Regions from separate parts of the Homo sapiens genome. Here region 2 is linked to region 1. A link is a loop called in an ENCODE intact Hi-C map of the cell type or tissue named here. Cell type or tissue: heart left ventricle. All regions are shown on one strand.

What was found. Hi-C counts contacts between places; a loop is a spot of excess contacts. Peaks named below come from ENCODE experiments on the same cell type or tissue, not always from the same donor. Only the 100,000 strongest peaks of a DNase experiment are listed, where the experiment ranks them.
Region 2: it touches region 1 in a loop (11-fold over the local background); 9 of 110 quality-filtered maps call a loop at or near these places.

The regions. Positions count from the first base shown.
Region 1 is chr5:3,598,166-3,606,165 of GRCh38, forward strand. It overlaps IRX1 (iroquois homeobox 1), which reads left to right. Exons shown (of 4, transcript NM_024337.4): 2 at 1,060-2,095; 3 at 2,444-2,516; 4 at 2,818-3,238. The coding sequence ends at 2,875. LOC107986399 (a long non-coding RNA gene) reads left to right here and starts at 7,395. Exons shown (of 2, transcript XR_001742554.2): 1 at 7,395-8,000. RefSeq lists enhancers at 530-1,192, 1,193-1,854, 2,518-3,178. In heart left ventricle, a CTCF peak has its summit at 4,937; DNase peaks (open chromatin) are centred at 1,566, 2,532 and 4,909; H3K4me3 peaks cover 416 bases; H3K27me3 peaks cover 8,000 bases.
Region 2 is chr5:2,204,905-2,212,904 of GRCh38, forward strand. No RefSeq gene overlaps it. Among named protein-coding and RNA genes, the nearest start is that of CTD-2194D22.4, 320 kb to the left of the region's middle. RefSeq lists enhancers at 1-3,362, 7,369-8,000. In heart left ventricle, a CTCF peak has its summit at 3,229 (motif pointing right); a DNase peak (open chromatin) is centred at 3,256; H3K27me3 peaks cover 2,760 bases.

The sequences.
Region 1 (8,000 bases):
GGAAGTCAAAAGATAAAATTGTATTTGAATGTCTGTCTGCGCAATTTATGGTAATAATGAGGCCTAATGAGGTTGTTAGAAAGATAAAATGTTATTTACCAAAAAACCTGATGGGATAATTTGACTTGCTGTGTTTTACTACTGATTATAAAAAGAATATCGATTGCAAATAAATCAGCGCCTCTAAATGCCTGCAAACAGCTAGTGTTTGCTCCCTCCAGATCAAAGTCAAACTTAAGAGATGAAGTAACTGAGAAGAGGCCTAGGATACTGAACCGGTTCCCCTCCTGGCCGCCGGTGGCTCCCAGCCCTTGCGTTAATATTTTACAGGCTAAGCCTTCCTTTTGTATTAAAAAAAAAAATGGTGTTTTTGTTATTGTTGTCGATGATGGCCGGGATTAAAATTTTAAATTACCTGTCACCTCTAAAGACCTTTTAATGTGGGTAAACCATTATATGCAGATTAATTTGGAAGGCAAAGGACTGTGCTTTCGTTTTAAATTGCTGGCGGATTTAGACCGGTAGAAAACCCGGGATGGTTTATTTTGATTGAGCCCCCTCTGGGTGGCAGAGAGGAGGCTTGGGCTCTGGGCCCTTTACGTTTGGAGAAATGGCTTTATCAGCTCAGTTGAAAGGTTTTTCCCTCTAGCTAGTGAAAGATAAACTTGGAAATGCAGGTTTCTCCAGCGGTTGGTGGTGGGGACAGGGGTCGCCTAGGGAACTTGCAGGGGCCGCGGCCTCTGTTGTGCTCTTCTGGAGAGTGCACTGTTTGTGGAACTTTTCTAGAGTGGCAAAAACGATCTCCACTGTCGGTGAAAGGGCAGTTCCTGAAGTCAGCTCATGGTCCTGGCTCCCCTTCTCCCCAGCAGTGAACTGGGGGTGACTTCCTGATCTGCCCAGCACAGGAGAGCCCCGCAAAGCGCCTGGGAGGCCCTCGAGTCCATTGAAGCGGCTGCTTCCCACTCTCCCGTCTTGGGGACTCATGTCTCTCTCTCTCTCTCCCTTTCTCTCTCCACTTCCCTCCTCTCTCTCCTCGATGGATCTGCCCTGTGGCTTCAGGGCTCGCAGTATGAACTGAAGGACAACCCTGGGGTGCACCCCGCCACCTTCGCAGCCCACACGGCGCCGGCTTATTACCCCTACGGCCAGTTCCAATACGGGGACCCCGGGCGGCCCAAGAACGCCACCCGCGAGAGCACCAGCACGCTCAAGGCCTGGCTCAACGAGCACCGCAAGAATCCCTACCCCACCAAGGGCGAGAAGATCATGCTGGCCATCATCACCAAGATGACCCTCACGCAGGTCTCCACCTGGTTCGCCAACGCGCGCCGGCGCCTCAAGAAGGAGAACAAGGTGACATGGGGAGCGCGCAGCAAGGACCAGGAAGATGGAGCGCTCTTCGGCAGCGACACCGAGGGCGACCCGGAGAAGGCCGAGGACGACGAGGAGATCGACCTGGAAAGCATCGACATTGACAAGATCGACGAGCACGATGGCGACCAGAGCAACGAGGATGACGAGGACAAGGCCGAGGCTCCGCACGCGCCCGCAGCCCCTTCTGCTCTTGCCCGGGACCAAGGCTCGCCGCTGGCAGCAGCCGACGTTCTCAAGCCCCAGGACTCGCCCTTGGGCCTGGCAAAGGAGGCCCCAGAGCCGGGCAGCACGCGCCTGCTGAGCCCCGGCGCTGCAGCGGGCGGCCTGCAGGGTGCGCCGCACGGCAAGCCCAAGATCTGGTCGCTGGCGGAGACAGCCACGAGCCCCGACGGTGCGCCCAAGGCTTCGCCACCACCACCCGCGGGCCACCCCGGCGCGCACGGGCCCTCCGCCGGGGCGCCGCTGCAACACCCCGCCTTCCTGCCTAGCCACGGACTGTACACCTGCCACATCGGCAAGTTCTCCAACTGGACCAACAGCGCATTCCTCGCACAGGGCTCCCTGCTCAACATGCGCTCCTTCCTGGGCGTTGGCGCTCCCCACGCCGCGCCCCATGGCCCTCACCTTCCTGCACCTCCACCACCGCAGCCGCCGGTCGCTATTGCCCCGGGGGCACTCAATGGAGACAAGGCCTCGGTCCGCAGCAGCCCCACGCTCCCAGGTACAGCTCCAGGCCGCGTCCACCTGTCCCCTAGCTGGGAATGCAGAGGCCTGGCTAGGTGTGGTAGCGTGGGGTGCAGCATGAGCCGGGAGGGTACCAGGCAGTGGCCGCTGAGCCCTGGGGCTGCGCTTAATCCCTGCTTCAATTTAGAAAGCCAGACAAGGCCCTAGGGCTCTCCCAAGAGAGCTTTGCCCTACCGGCGGGCCTGCTACGGGGTGGTGGTGGGGTGAGGGGTGACGTTTTTCGGCGAATCTGCCTGGGCAGCCGGCAGAAGTTGGTGGGAAGGAGGCCTGGGACCTCTCCCGCCCGTCTCTCCGTCCTAACTCTGCCTCTTCCGATCTCTCGCAGAGAGAGACCTCGTCCCCAGGCCAGATTCGCCGGCACAGCAGTTAAAGTCGCCCTTCCAGCCGGTACGCGACAAGTGAGTGCTGTTTGCTTTTGCTATGGGAGAAGGCGGTGGGGAGGGGGGAGGAGGAGTGGTCGGGACCCGGGCGGAGCTGGCTGGGTGGCGGTGGGGGTCGCGCAGTCCTAGTTGAAGGAGCGCTCCCCGCCAGCCCTGGGCGCCGGGCGAGCCGAGGAGACTGGAGTTTCTCCCCAGCCGGGAGCCGCGCTGGCTGTCGACCCCGCCCCCAGGGCTCCGCTACTGGAACCGGCGTCGCCCGGCGCTGCGTCCCCCACTCACAGTGCCCCTGTCTTCTTGTCTCGCTGTGTTTCCCATGCAGCTCTCTGGCCCCGCAGGAGGGAACGCCGCGGATCCTAGCAGCCCTCCCGTCCGCCTGATTAAGGGTCTTCTTTTACTTTTGCGGGGGGGAGGGGGGAGGAGTTGGGGAGGGAGGGAATGTGGGAGGAATTAAGACAAATATTTCAGACTGGTGTAAAGGACAAATATGACAACGACGTCAAGGACTCGCATCCGTCGCTTTCTGCAGAAAGGGGCTTCTTCGGTCCCGAGCTCGCGTCCAGGTGGCCAGGCCTCTGCCGGCGGCTCCAGTGGCTGCGATTATCGGGTTCGGTAAATGCCCCCACGTGCTTGTGTCTCTTTCCCCCCTTTTCTGTATATAGAGTGGTTTCAGATTGTAAATAGCGCGTCAGCGAACTTGTCTAAATCATATATTTTTGTCTAATAAACTAAATGAAATGACACCCCCTCCCCGCTCCTGCTGCTGTGTGCCTGTCCAGCGTGTGTGTGAGTGTGTGTTTGTGTGTGAATGTGTGTGTGTGAGTGTCTGTGTGGCAGAAACAGAGACAGAGAGAGAGAAGTGGGGGATACAGGGATCCTGGAACCCTGGGTGGGACCCAAGGGTCTGTGGCTGGGGGAGATGGGCTTCTCAATGGGGGCCTTTAGAGACTGTTGCCACCCAAGACGCAGGTGCTTTAAACATCTCTTCGTTGTTTGTGGTTGTTGTTGAATTTTTAAATATTGTCACTGTGGCAGTTTCTTGCTGGCAGTTCAATTGCTTTCACGAACATTTTTCTGAGACATAATTTTCTCAGGACATAAATAAGTTCAATTTGAGGCAGTTTTACAAAACGATTTTATAACGTCGGTAAAAACAGAGGAAAAAGAATTTTTATTGCGACCCCAGAGGAGAACTTCGGATTAGAAACCAGTTTACAACTAGTTGTCTCAACGGCGCATCGTGGCGCCTGGTCGTTTTCTGAGTTGAGTGTGAAAATAATGGAGTATCGCTTTGCATGTATTTTTAGTGATTCGGTTAAATCAAACACGGGAAGAAATTGGAAGGCTCTTTAAAACTCCACAGATGGGCCAGCCGGGATGCGGTGCGGGGCTTCTCTGCGGTGTGAGGTGTGAACGAGGGGCTGAGGCTGTGGTGGGAAGCGAGAAAGAGGAGGTGGCTTTGGTCTCCCAGGGAAGCCCCTTTACACTTGGGCTCCACGGACTGCGTCCTTTGCCCTCAGGCGCGCGCACCGCGGGAGTCCAGAGCAAATTGCCCTTAGATGGCCGCGGCCGGGCAGCGGGGAGGCAGCTGGGAGCAGCGATGTTGGGAAACACTCGCAGCGGGGCTGGCCTCGGGCGCGCGCGAGTGGGGAAAGGCCTAGGAGCCTGGACATCGCTGCGGATCCGGGACATCAGCATCAGTGGGTTCGGAGCGGGACGCGCGCCACGCGCCGCAGCAGGCACCTTCAGGAGGCTTTGCGGACCCGGCGCGGGGCCTTCAGGGCGCAGGCGACTCAGCGTTGAATGCGTGAAAACTGAGCCAGCAAACATTTCCAAAACTGCCAGCGAGGATGTGGGCTGCCGGGAAAAACGGTCTAGTGGGGACAGGGCCGAGTCCCGAAGTCAGAGCCGAGTCCCGAGGTCAGAGCGGCCGTCCTCCGCTCGCACCCCCAGCCTGTGACCCGCCCTTCCCGGCTTGCTCGAGACCCACTGGCGCCAGTGCTGCGCGTGGGGACTCCGTGCATGGCCGAAGCGAGGGGGAAAGTCGGGGCGCTGGTGTCTTTTCAGAGGTTCCAGGAAAGAGGGAGGCTCGCGTTAGGACTAGGAGGTGCCAGTCCACGGCTCCTACCCGCTCCCGACGCCCGCATCCTTCTACAGCCCTCCACCCCGTTCCTGGTCCCTGTAGAGGGGAAGGTCCTCTCCCTGCCCCGAGGCGGGAGGAAAAGCGGCGAAGAGGAGGCTCGAAGGGCGCCGCGTAGGGCAAGTGGGCCGAGGACACCGGGGGCGCGTCGGGGAGCGGGGAGTGGGCGGGGTGGGATGAGGCAGGGAGGAGCCGGGCCGGAGCGGAGTGGAGTGGACCGCGGGCGGACGGACTCGGGCCGGGCCCCGGGGAGCAGCTCCGCAGTCGGAATGGACGTGCTCCAGGCGCCCTCTATGGTCCGAAAGCGGAATGCGGCCTTGAGCAGCGCCCATCTCGCTCCTGGGGTGTGGGGGCAACTCTGGGGGCGCTGGGCCTTGGGGCTCCGTGGGCACGAGCCTGCATTTGTAGTGATGGGAACCAATTTGTGTTCCAAGGCTGCACCCACTGGTTCTTTTTGTGTGTTTTGGGGGAGTGCCGGGCCTGCAGGTTAGGCTACTGGCATTTGGAGGGAGTGGGCACTGGGCTCTACGTGGGGTGCTCTTACTGTCCAGTGCCTTCCTTGCTAAATCAGAGAGGTGTTTCTCATCTGCCCTCGGCCCTAGTCCTTCATGGATCATCAGAGCCCTGGGCTCATCATTCCAGAGGTTCTGCAATGGGGCCCTAGAGCCTACTTTGACTGCTGGGCCCAAATGGATCTTGTGTCCTTAGCCAAATCGTGTCTCTAGAGAGACTTGACCAGCTACGCCCTTCGCCTCTGGTGAGGAATTGTGTTCCCAGCCACAGAGACATGCTGCTCCAGCAACCAGTGTGCTGGGAGATGCCTTCTGGGTGACGCTGGAAACAGCAGGTTGGATTCAGGTGGGCCAGGTAGAGTTCTCTGCCCCTGGGCAAGCTCAGCTCTTTATTTCCCTGAATCAAATTGGATGGTCTGTGCTGGCGCCTGCTGCTTTGCACACCCCTATTTCCACCCTTTCCTGATTTTTTTGTCAATGCAAGACATTTGGGAACCCCCCCCACCCCCACAAGAACTGCTGCTGAGGTGGCTCGGCCAGCACGTGCTCATCCTTGGGAGTCCTGGCTACTGAGCTGCGTGGCCTAGAGTCATGAAAGGTCTGTGCACCTTCCTGAGAGCTAGGTTTTCCATACAAGGAAATCAGATCGCCAGCCTCAGAATTATTTTTCTCCAGTGAAAAGCTAAAATGAATTTGTGATGGAGCACTGAAGGCATTTTTGTCCTTTGGGCACTATTTGTTTACATCTTTCTGGCCACGGGAGCCATCTAGGTGTGCAGGCTCCCATGGGAACACCCCACGTGCCTGGTGCTTCAGCTCCTGAAAAATCTGGAGTGGACATAGAAAATCCACAAATATCCTTTGCTTCTAAAAACAAAGCCCTGTTAGTTCTGGAGGAGCTTTCTGCCTGAGGAAAGGGGCTTCCCTACCTCAGCAGTGCCCAGGATGGTTTCAGAGGTGGCAGCTGCTCTGTGGCCAGCAGGGAGGAGACAGTCCCTGAACAGACTAAGGGGAGATTGTCCACAGGACCAATTTCCAGACATTTCTTGTCATCAGAAATGGGTTTCCTATAGAAAAGTTCCCTTTTCTGGTTATACTGGGCTTTTTCTGGAGGGGTGTGTGTGTGTGGGGGGGGGAACAAGACACAAATCTGGTCCCGGGCTCCCGCGTTCTGTGTTACAGCCCTGGCAGCCCCAGCCCAAAGGTTGAGCTGGAGTCTCTGAAATCTCCCTGCTCCCACCATCCTGCCCACCGCCCTCTGATCAATTTCATTCACCAGCACATTTATCTCGCCTGCAATATGGGGAATTCATATTCATATCTTGGTTTTAGTGGTCTGACACTGATTAATGTAATACGCGCCTCGGCTCCAAGGGGTGCGCCACCGATGAATCATGCCCTATAAAGTTTCAGTCGTCCTTGTAGATGGGACTCTGCCAGAGAGCAAGGAAGCTGGAGTGAGGGAGGGAGGCAGAAAGGAGAGAGGACACGGTGGGTCACAGCACCCAGGGGTACCTGGGACAGGCACTGGCCTTTGGCTTTTCAACATGGAGGATTCAGGCAGGCCCTGTCCTCTCTGCTTTTGAATCTCTTGCCTGAGAGGGGAATCCTAATTCCACCCTCCCCTGCCCAACCCAACCATGATGCCAGTGGGTCGCTGGTGCCTCCTCTCACAGAGGCAAGGTCTAGGGTGGGGTTGGGGATTCCAAGTGGAGATGGGGTTTGTGGACTTCGACTTGGGAAGAGTGGACCACTGAATGCACTTCTCAAAATGACAGGGCCCTGTTTGTTGGTGGGGACTGCAAGTTGGAGGTCAAAAAAAAAGGGAAGGTAGCAGAGCCTGGGGAGGGTCGCCTGCAAGGCTGGGGGAGCATTGGCCCCACGGAGGAGCGGAGCTTCGTGGTGCCCTTGTGGAAAGAACTTGCAAGGCCAGAGGAACCTCCAGTGGTCAGTGGCCACTGCCTCTGCAACGCGGGCCACACCACAGGACCCAGCACTGCCATAGGAGTCAGCCAGGCTCTGAGCCCTCCAGAAAGGAAAGGGAGGCTTTGGGGAGCCACACACTGAGCGTGCTCCCAATGCCTGGTGACTTCTCTGTCCCCACAGAGGGCCCTGCCATCTCACTGGCCCCGAAGTCAGCATGTGGCACCAGGTGGGGAGGGAATGTGGGGTGGCCCTGGGGCCGTAAGTCCAAGTTGGGGGCCGGGAGACAGGGCAAACAGTGGAGGGGGCGCATTCTGGGGGAATTAAGAAGCCCACCCACCTTTAGGTGTCCCTTGAGCCAGCGAGCGTGGGGAATGCGTAGATGTGTGGAAGGAGAGCTCCCCACTCAGGGCACCCAGCCGCCTCTCCCACCCGGAGACTTTTTCTGTGACTTGGCCGCCGACCCTGGCGCATGGACAACCCCAGAGCAATAGGAGCGGCTCCAGGGAGAGGCCATGCTTTCCAGGTCTTCTCCGGCACTCCCCACAAAGCCAGCGACTCCAATTATGACTCCTGAGCTGAGAGGCCTGCCAAGGTCATCCCACGGGGGCTGCTGGCCGCCTTTTGTACCCGGTGACTGGCGGCTGGACGCGGATCCCCTTCCCTCGCCCCAGAATGACGTCTGAAAATGGACCTCTTAGGGCGAGCGCGGACGGGGCCAGATGCCAAGGCGGTCCCGGCCCGGTGACTTCAGCACTGCGAGCCCTGGGCCTGGGGGCCCCGAGTATTTTGAGGGGCCCAGGAAAATGGTTTAATTTTTTTCGTATAAAAATACCCGGTAATTTTTGGGTCGAAGAAAATGTGTTAATGTCTATCAATATATTCATCTTCATACCAATGGAGTGGTAAAACAAAATTTTTAATAAGTTT
Region 2 (8,000 bases), 1.4 Mb before region 1:
GTTATCTGGGGAAGTATGTCCCAGGGACTGGCAACCCTGTGGGCCTGGGTAGAAGGAGGGAGGGAGGCTGTAGACTGTGATGCCAGGGAAGTGGGGGTGGGGCTGGGGCTTGGGCGGGACCCCGGTTTCTGACCCTAAGCCATCCAAGGACCCTGGAGGTCTTGGGCCCCAAGGAAGGAGCCCTGACTTACTGGGAAGGGTTGAGAATGGGCTGTACGGGCCAGGCCCGGATGGAGCAGGGAGGCCGGGGGAGTAGGGTGCCTCATGCAAGTGTGGGAGGCGCTGCCCATCACGGGGCCTTGGCCATGGGGATGATGAGAAATGGCTGGGTTGGGTTTCCTTTGACGTTTTGAGTAGAAGATGCTGAGCTTAAATCATGAACCCTGGAGCACTGCTCTGGTTCTGGGGCATGGAGAGGAGGTAAGATGTCACGCCAGGGCATGGAGGGGAGGTGAGACGCCGCGCCCGGGCACGGAGGGGAGGTGAGACGCCGTGCCGGGGCATCAATGGGAGGTAACGCATGTGCAGAGGCCACGCTGGGCTTCACCAGCAGCTGGTCAGAAGAGGCTGCCCTTCTTTGGGGCTTGTTAGCACCCCTGAAAGAAAGAAAAATGAGATAACAATAAAAAGAGCAATGCAAACCAAGTTAGAAATCAACATGCCTCCCAAAACTGTGCCCCTTTTCACCAAATGGAAACGTGAGACCAGCAGAGGAGCCCCTGGTGCTGGCCCCGTCGTCTCTGCCGAGCCGAGCACCAGAGTCGGCTGCGTGTCCACAGCCATGACTGTTCTCCAACGAGAGGAGAACGGAGGCCTTGGAGGAATCCTCAGAGTCATCCTGAGGAACCTCAGAAGTTGGGAAATTCTGCCACTGCCGTCCGGTTTTGCCCCTGTACACACTGCGGCCCCATTAATCCGTGTGGCGTCCCCAGATCAGCCACAGCCACCACAAGTACGTGGCGACTTGGCCGCGGGCACATTCATGCAGATGAAATGGGAATTTAACAACGTCTCAGGGCGAATGCCTGTTGTCCTTTTTTTTAAGTGTGTCACATGATCGCGCTGTGTGACATCGCAAATCTCCATCTCGGCTTTGTTGGCCTCTATGCATGAATAATTTTCCCAGTGCTTGTTTTTAGTGCAGCCAGAAAAAGAGCGCATTACCGGCGCGCAATCTCTTGTTGTCCGCGATCAGCATTCTGTGGGTCTGAGCTGGCTTACAACGGTGTAAAGACCCCAGCGGCATGTGTTATAATATATGAGCCATTGTCCCCCTGAAGAACGCACGAAAGAAAGAGCATTGTTCTACCAGGGAGCAATTCAGCGGGTTTTTCCCAGAGACTCTTGGGTCAAGTTTTTATAGGCCTATTTGATTTTCAAATTCTTCCTTACGCTCTTTCCTCTCCGCGCGCATAGTGTCCAAACTTGTCTACATTCACTTCCCATGTTCCGTGCATGGTAGATGGCCTTTAAAAAGAGTATCTCAAATAAGTCTTTATTCGTGTTTTGTTGGGTCTCACTCTGTGTTTTCATGAACTCCGGCCCCAGCCATGGCAACTGCAAGAAAATGTTAACAATGATTGACAGGATTAGAAAAGCCTCCGTCCCTATCCGCATTTCAAACACTTTGGGAACAATGGTGTTTGGTGTGATTGAATTAATGAGATACCATGGGCTGTCAAAAGAGCACACAGACTTTACATAAACCTGATTATCTTTGCATGGCAGAAACGGAAAAAAAAATATAGGGGAGAGTGCAGTTTGGCTTTCACGCCTACCTCCAAAGGAGCTTGGAAGGCCGGGCCTGCTCCGTCAGAGGGGCCGCTCAGCTGGCCGGGCCTCCCTCCGTCGGCATACATCAGCCATGGTATTTAACAAGTCTATTCAGGAAACCAGGCCCCAAACAGCCTTCTTTCACAACTCGGCACCTCTGTGGGTTTTTTTTTTTTTTTTTTTTTTTTTTAAATTTTCCCTGGGAGCCATTGTTCAAGAACACATTTCAACAATTAGACCTGAGCCTGCGGCCCCTGCCCCGTCCTCACCCTGCCAAGAGGCGGAGGCCTGGGTCCCGACCATCACAGTGTTTAAAGGTCGGGCCTAGCCGGTGCAGACGTTAAGTCATGGAGGACACCAGCAAGAACCCTGTTTATGGATGGGCGTCCGCTCTGATGATCAGGAGTTCTGCGTGGTGCCTGAAGTCCTTGGCTGAAGCTGCGTGTTGTATTGGGGAAATGAGGATGAGCCTCTAAATATGATTCAGTTTCTTACAGAGAGCAGAGCGACCATCTCCCTTCTGGGACACCTTCCACTGAGAGAGCACCTGAACCGGGCTTGCAAAGTTCCCTGTGAAAAGCCCCCAGAGCTGAGAGCAGGTACATAATCCCATCTCATCATTTACAGATATGGCTTAGGCACCCAGAGAGCACCAGCGACTCAGCTGGTGGAGACCCACAAGGCTTGGGAAGAGCGGTGGCTCCTGGGTCTGCACCTCACCGCCTGTGCTGGCACCATCTTAAGAGTAAAGCTCACTCAAAGTCACAAAGAAGCAAGTGAGCAAAGGGATACGGGAGACTGTCTTCCAGCCCCAGCACAGTCCCTGAGCACCTTTGCTTCTGCAGCTGCCATTGTGGCTCACAATCACGGAGCGACGTCTGAGAGCAGCCACACCAGTTGAGATCACGGAACTATGTCTGAGAGCAGCCATGCCAGTTGAGAAGGCCACGCTGCTCCACTCTAGTAAACACCACGCAAAGTAGAGTGAGGAAGGACCAGGGAAGAGAGCGGCATCTGCAAAACTAGGGCGGATCTCAGCTGTGCCCACCACATGCTGCTGGTCACCTTTCCTGCAGAGGCAAGAACCCAAGCCGGCTTTCCAGTCACAGAACAGTTCCACAGACACTTCGCTGGCCAGCGCCTCTACTTTATCCTCAGTCCACCGATTAAATGTGACAGGTGCACACACACAGGGGAGGAGGTGTAACTTGGGTCTTTGGACATGGCCCTTCTTTCCAGAGTGAACTTGGGGCTGCTAGAGCCTGGGTCCCTGTGGATGGGCGGCTGGAGGCCCGGAGGCCCCAGCACAGCTCTGGAGAAGTGCATGCTCCAGGATTGACATCTGCACCTGTGTGTGAAGCTCCTCTCCCCACTCCCTTTCAGAGCCTAAGAACAGCCTGGGGACTCTGAATTCATCCTTGGCATGACACCCGACAGCAAGGCCTGCTCCCGGCCCAGCCAGCAGATGTCCCTGTTTCACACAGGGTCCTGGATCCGGCCACCGTCCTCCCCGGCCGGCAGCATCCCAGGTCTGCTAACCCGCCGGACGGGGCAAGCGGGAAGGCCGCTTCAGCTCTTTCTCACGCAGAGGGGAGGGTGGGCTGCCCCCAGGAGCCAGAGAATCAGGGATTCTCTCATGGAGTTCCTGATCAGGAAAGCTACAAAGTGACAGCAGCGATGCTGTCAGTGGAAAGAGAAACGGAAATTTGTTGGGTATTGTATTTAAATTTTTACCTGCTTGGTAAAGTTACATTCAACACCAATAAAAAGGAACTGCACTCATACAGAAACTAAGTCCATACAGGAACTACTATATCCACGTTGGAACTATACTCATATAGGAAATATATCCATATAGGAACTACTATGTCCATATGGAAATGATACCCATCTAAGAAATACAGCCATATAGGAACAATAACCATATAGGAAAGATACCCATAGAGGAACTATATCCATACAGAAACGATACTCATACAGGAACAATATCCATATAGGAATGATACCCATACAGGAACTGTATCCATATAGGTATGATGCCAACACAGGAGCTATATACATATAGGAACAATATCTGTAAAGGAACTGTATCCATATAGGAATGATACCCATACAAGAACTCTATCCATATAGGAATGAAACCTATACAGGAACTGTATCCATATAGGAACGATACCCATACAAGAACTGTATCCATATAGGAATGAAACCTATACAGGAACTGTATCCATATAGGAACGATACCCATACAAGAACTGTATCCATATAGGAATGAAACCTATACAGGAACTATGTCCATATAGGAATGGTACCCATACAAGAACTGTATCCATATAGGAATGAAACCTATACAGGAACTGTATCCATATAGGAATGATACCCATACAAGAACTGTATCCATATAGGAATGATACCCATACAAGAACTGTATCCATATAGGAATGAAACCTATACAGAAACTATGTCCATATAGGAATGATACCCAAACAGAAGCTATATTCATATAGGAACAATACCCATACAGGAACTGTATCCATACAGGAACGATACCCCTAGAGAAACTATATCCCATACAGAAACGATAGCCATACAAAATCTATATCCATATAGGAACTATATTCATATAGGAACGATACCTGTCCAGGAACCATATCGATATAGGAACAATACCCATAGAGGAACTATATCCTTATAGGAATGATATTCATACAGGAACTGTAGCCATATAGGAATGATACCCATGCATAAACTATATCCATATAGGAACAATACCCATAGAGAAACTATATCCATATAAGAAAGATACCCATACAGGAACTATATCCATATAGGAACGATACCCATACAGGAAGTATATCCCTATACAGGAACTATATCGATATGGGAACAATATCCATACAGGAACTATATACATATAGGAATGATATCCACAGAAGAACTATATCTATATAGGGATAATACCCATACAGGAACTATATCCATACAGGATGATACCCATACAAGAATTACATCTACACAGAACTATACCCTTAGGGGAACTATATCCCCATACAGGAATAATACCCTTACAGAAATTATATCCATATAGGAATGATACCCATAAAGAACTATATCCATATAACAACGATATCCATACAGGAACGATATACATATAAGAACTATATCCATATAGGAACAATACCCATACAGGAACTATATCCATATAGGAGTGATAACCACACAGAAACTATATCCATATAGGAATGATACCCATAAAGGAACTGTACCCATATACAAATGATACCCATACAAAAATTGTATCCACATAGGAACGATACCCATACAGGCACTATGTCCATATAGCAACGATAACCATACAGAAACTATATTTATATAGGAATGATGCCTATACAGAAACTATATCCATATAGGAATGATACTTATACAGAAACTGTATCCATGTAGGAACAATAGCCATACAGGAACTATATCCATACAGCCACTACGTCCATATAGCAACGATACCCATACAGGAACTATGTCCATATAGGTATGATACCCATACAGAAACTATATCTATATAGGAATGATACCTATAAAAGAAACTATCCATATAGCAACGATACCCATACAGGAACTGTATCCATATAGGAATGATACCTATACAGAAATTGTATCTATACAGGAACTATACCCTTAGAAGAACTCTATTTATACAGGATGATACCCATACAGGAACTATATCCATATAGAAACGATACCCAGATAGGAACTATATCCATATAGGAATGATACCCATATAGGAACTACATCCATACAGCAATGATACCCATAGAGGAACTATACTCATGTAGGAACGCTACCCATACAGGAACTGTATCCATACAGGATGATACCCATACAGGAACTATATCCATACAGGAACTATACCCACACAGGAACTATATCCCTATACAAGAACAATACTCATACAGGAACTATACCCATATAGGAACAATATCCATACAGAAACTGTATTTATGTAGGAATGATATGCATACAAGAACTATATCCATATAGCAATGAGACCCATACAGGAACTGTATCTACAGAGGAACAATACCCATACGAGAACTATATCCATATAGGACCGATACCCATACAGGAACTGTATCCATATAGGAATGATACAATACCCATATAGGAATGTATCCATATAGGAATGATACCCCTAGAGGAACTATATCCCAGTAGGACTGATACCCATATAGGAGCTATATTTATAGAAGAACGATATCCATACAGGAACTATATCCATATAGGAACGATGCTCATAAAGGAACTATATCCATATAGGAATGATACCCACAGAGGGACTATATCCATATAGGAATGATTGCAATACAGGAACTATATCCATATAGGAATTATACCCATACAGGAACTATATTGATATAGGAATGATCCCATGTAGGAACTATATCCATATAGGAACGGTACCCACACAGTAACTATATCCATGCAGGAACTATATCTATACAGGAACTATATCCATACAGGAACTATATCCACACAGGAACTATATCCACACAGGAACTATACCCACACAGGAACTATATCCACACAGGAACTGTATCCATGCAGGAACTATATCCATACAGGAACTATATCCATACAGGAACTATATCCATACAGGAACTGTACCCACACAGGAACTGTACCCACACAGGAACTATACCCATACAGGAACTGTATCCATACAGGAACCCTGTCACACAGGAAAGGAACTCTCTGTCATTAGTCCGTGGAATCTATTTGTTAGTCTTGTACTTTTATGTTTAAAAATGTTTAGTTTTTACTTTTAGGAAAAATGATTGTCTCATTATAAATAATAAAGCTTGTTACAGAAAATTTTAAAAAGTTACAGTATTTAAGTTCTATTTTAAAATTTCATAATTTAACAATTGTGAAATTGTTTTATGTAATAGGGTAAAATATACATTAGAATTTGCTTTCACACCTTTATTTTATTGTGATGAAAGCTCTCTGAAAATTATTTTATTTTTAAGGTCACAAGATATTGCTGTTGTTCACCTTTTATAGATTTGTAAGTTGAAAGCTTGGCAAACAGGTTTTTTTTTAAAATTATACTTTAAGTTTTATTAGTCTATATCGTGATCTCTTTATGTTAAAGTCATTTTAGACACTTCTAGGCATTTGAGCTCCCAGAGACATGTCTGACTAGCGGTACAGCCTCAAAAACTTAATGTTGTTATTGAAATAATGCGGTTTCAGAATTTGGAACAAAAAATGTCCTTGAGATAAAACCCTTCACTCCAGTATTATCAAACGAATCTGTTAGGGCTTTTATAACTGTAGCTAATGTTTGCCGAGTGATTTAAAGCGAGCACATTCCAATAAAATAATATTTGTTACTAAAGAACTGTTTTAAGAAAGGGATTGAGACTGCTCTTTTCTGTGGAGTTTTATGAAACTGAGGCACAAATAATTTCCAGTGGGCACACAGAAGGTTTCACGGAAAGAACTCTGGACTTAGGTCTCCTGAGAGCCCATTGTCACTGCCGGTTCCTCACAGTGGAGTTGCAGTGCTATTTACATGTGGCTGGTTCTTCCTGCTTCACACTACGTTTCCTTGGGTTGGTCACACTTAAAAAATACTTTGGATGATTATAAAGCCTTTAAACAGACTTTCAAAGACTGCTGTCAGCACATTGAACTGCCTTGTTAGTTCAGGTAAGGCCCCCAGTGAGGAGGTGGATATCAGTCCTACTTGGATATAGTTTCTGTAGGAGTATCATTCCTATATGGATATAGTTCCTGTATGGGTATTGTTATGGGTGCTCAATGTCTGTCTCTGGTCGTGAGAGAGAAAGCCTTCCTCAGGACTGGCTCTTGTCACCCACCTGTCCAGGGCGGCCTCTGCCTCTTCATGCTGCCCCTTGTCCACCAGGTACCTAAAGAGGCTGCTCCAACCGCCCTTCTGGTCCTCTGGTTTCTGGTCAGGTCTAGCCAGTGAGGAGGTGGAGAGGCTGGAGGGTGTGCAGAGAGGGCCCAGGTGCCCAGCCCCCCAGAGAGGAGGCAGAGAGGCCAGAGGGTGGGCAGAGAGGGGCCTGGAGTCCATCCCCCCCATGAGGAGGCAGAGAGGCCAGAGGATGGGCAGAGAGAGGCCAGGTGTCCAGCCCCCCAGAGAGGAGGCAGAGAGGCTGGAGGATGGGCAGAGAGAGGCCAGGTGTCCAGCCCCCAGCGAG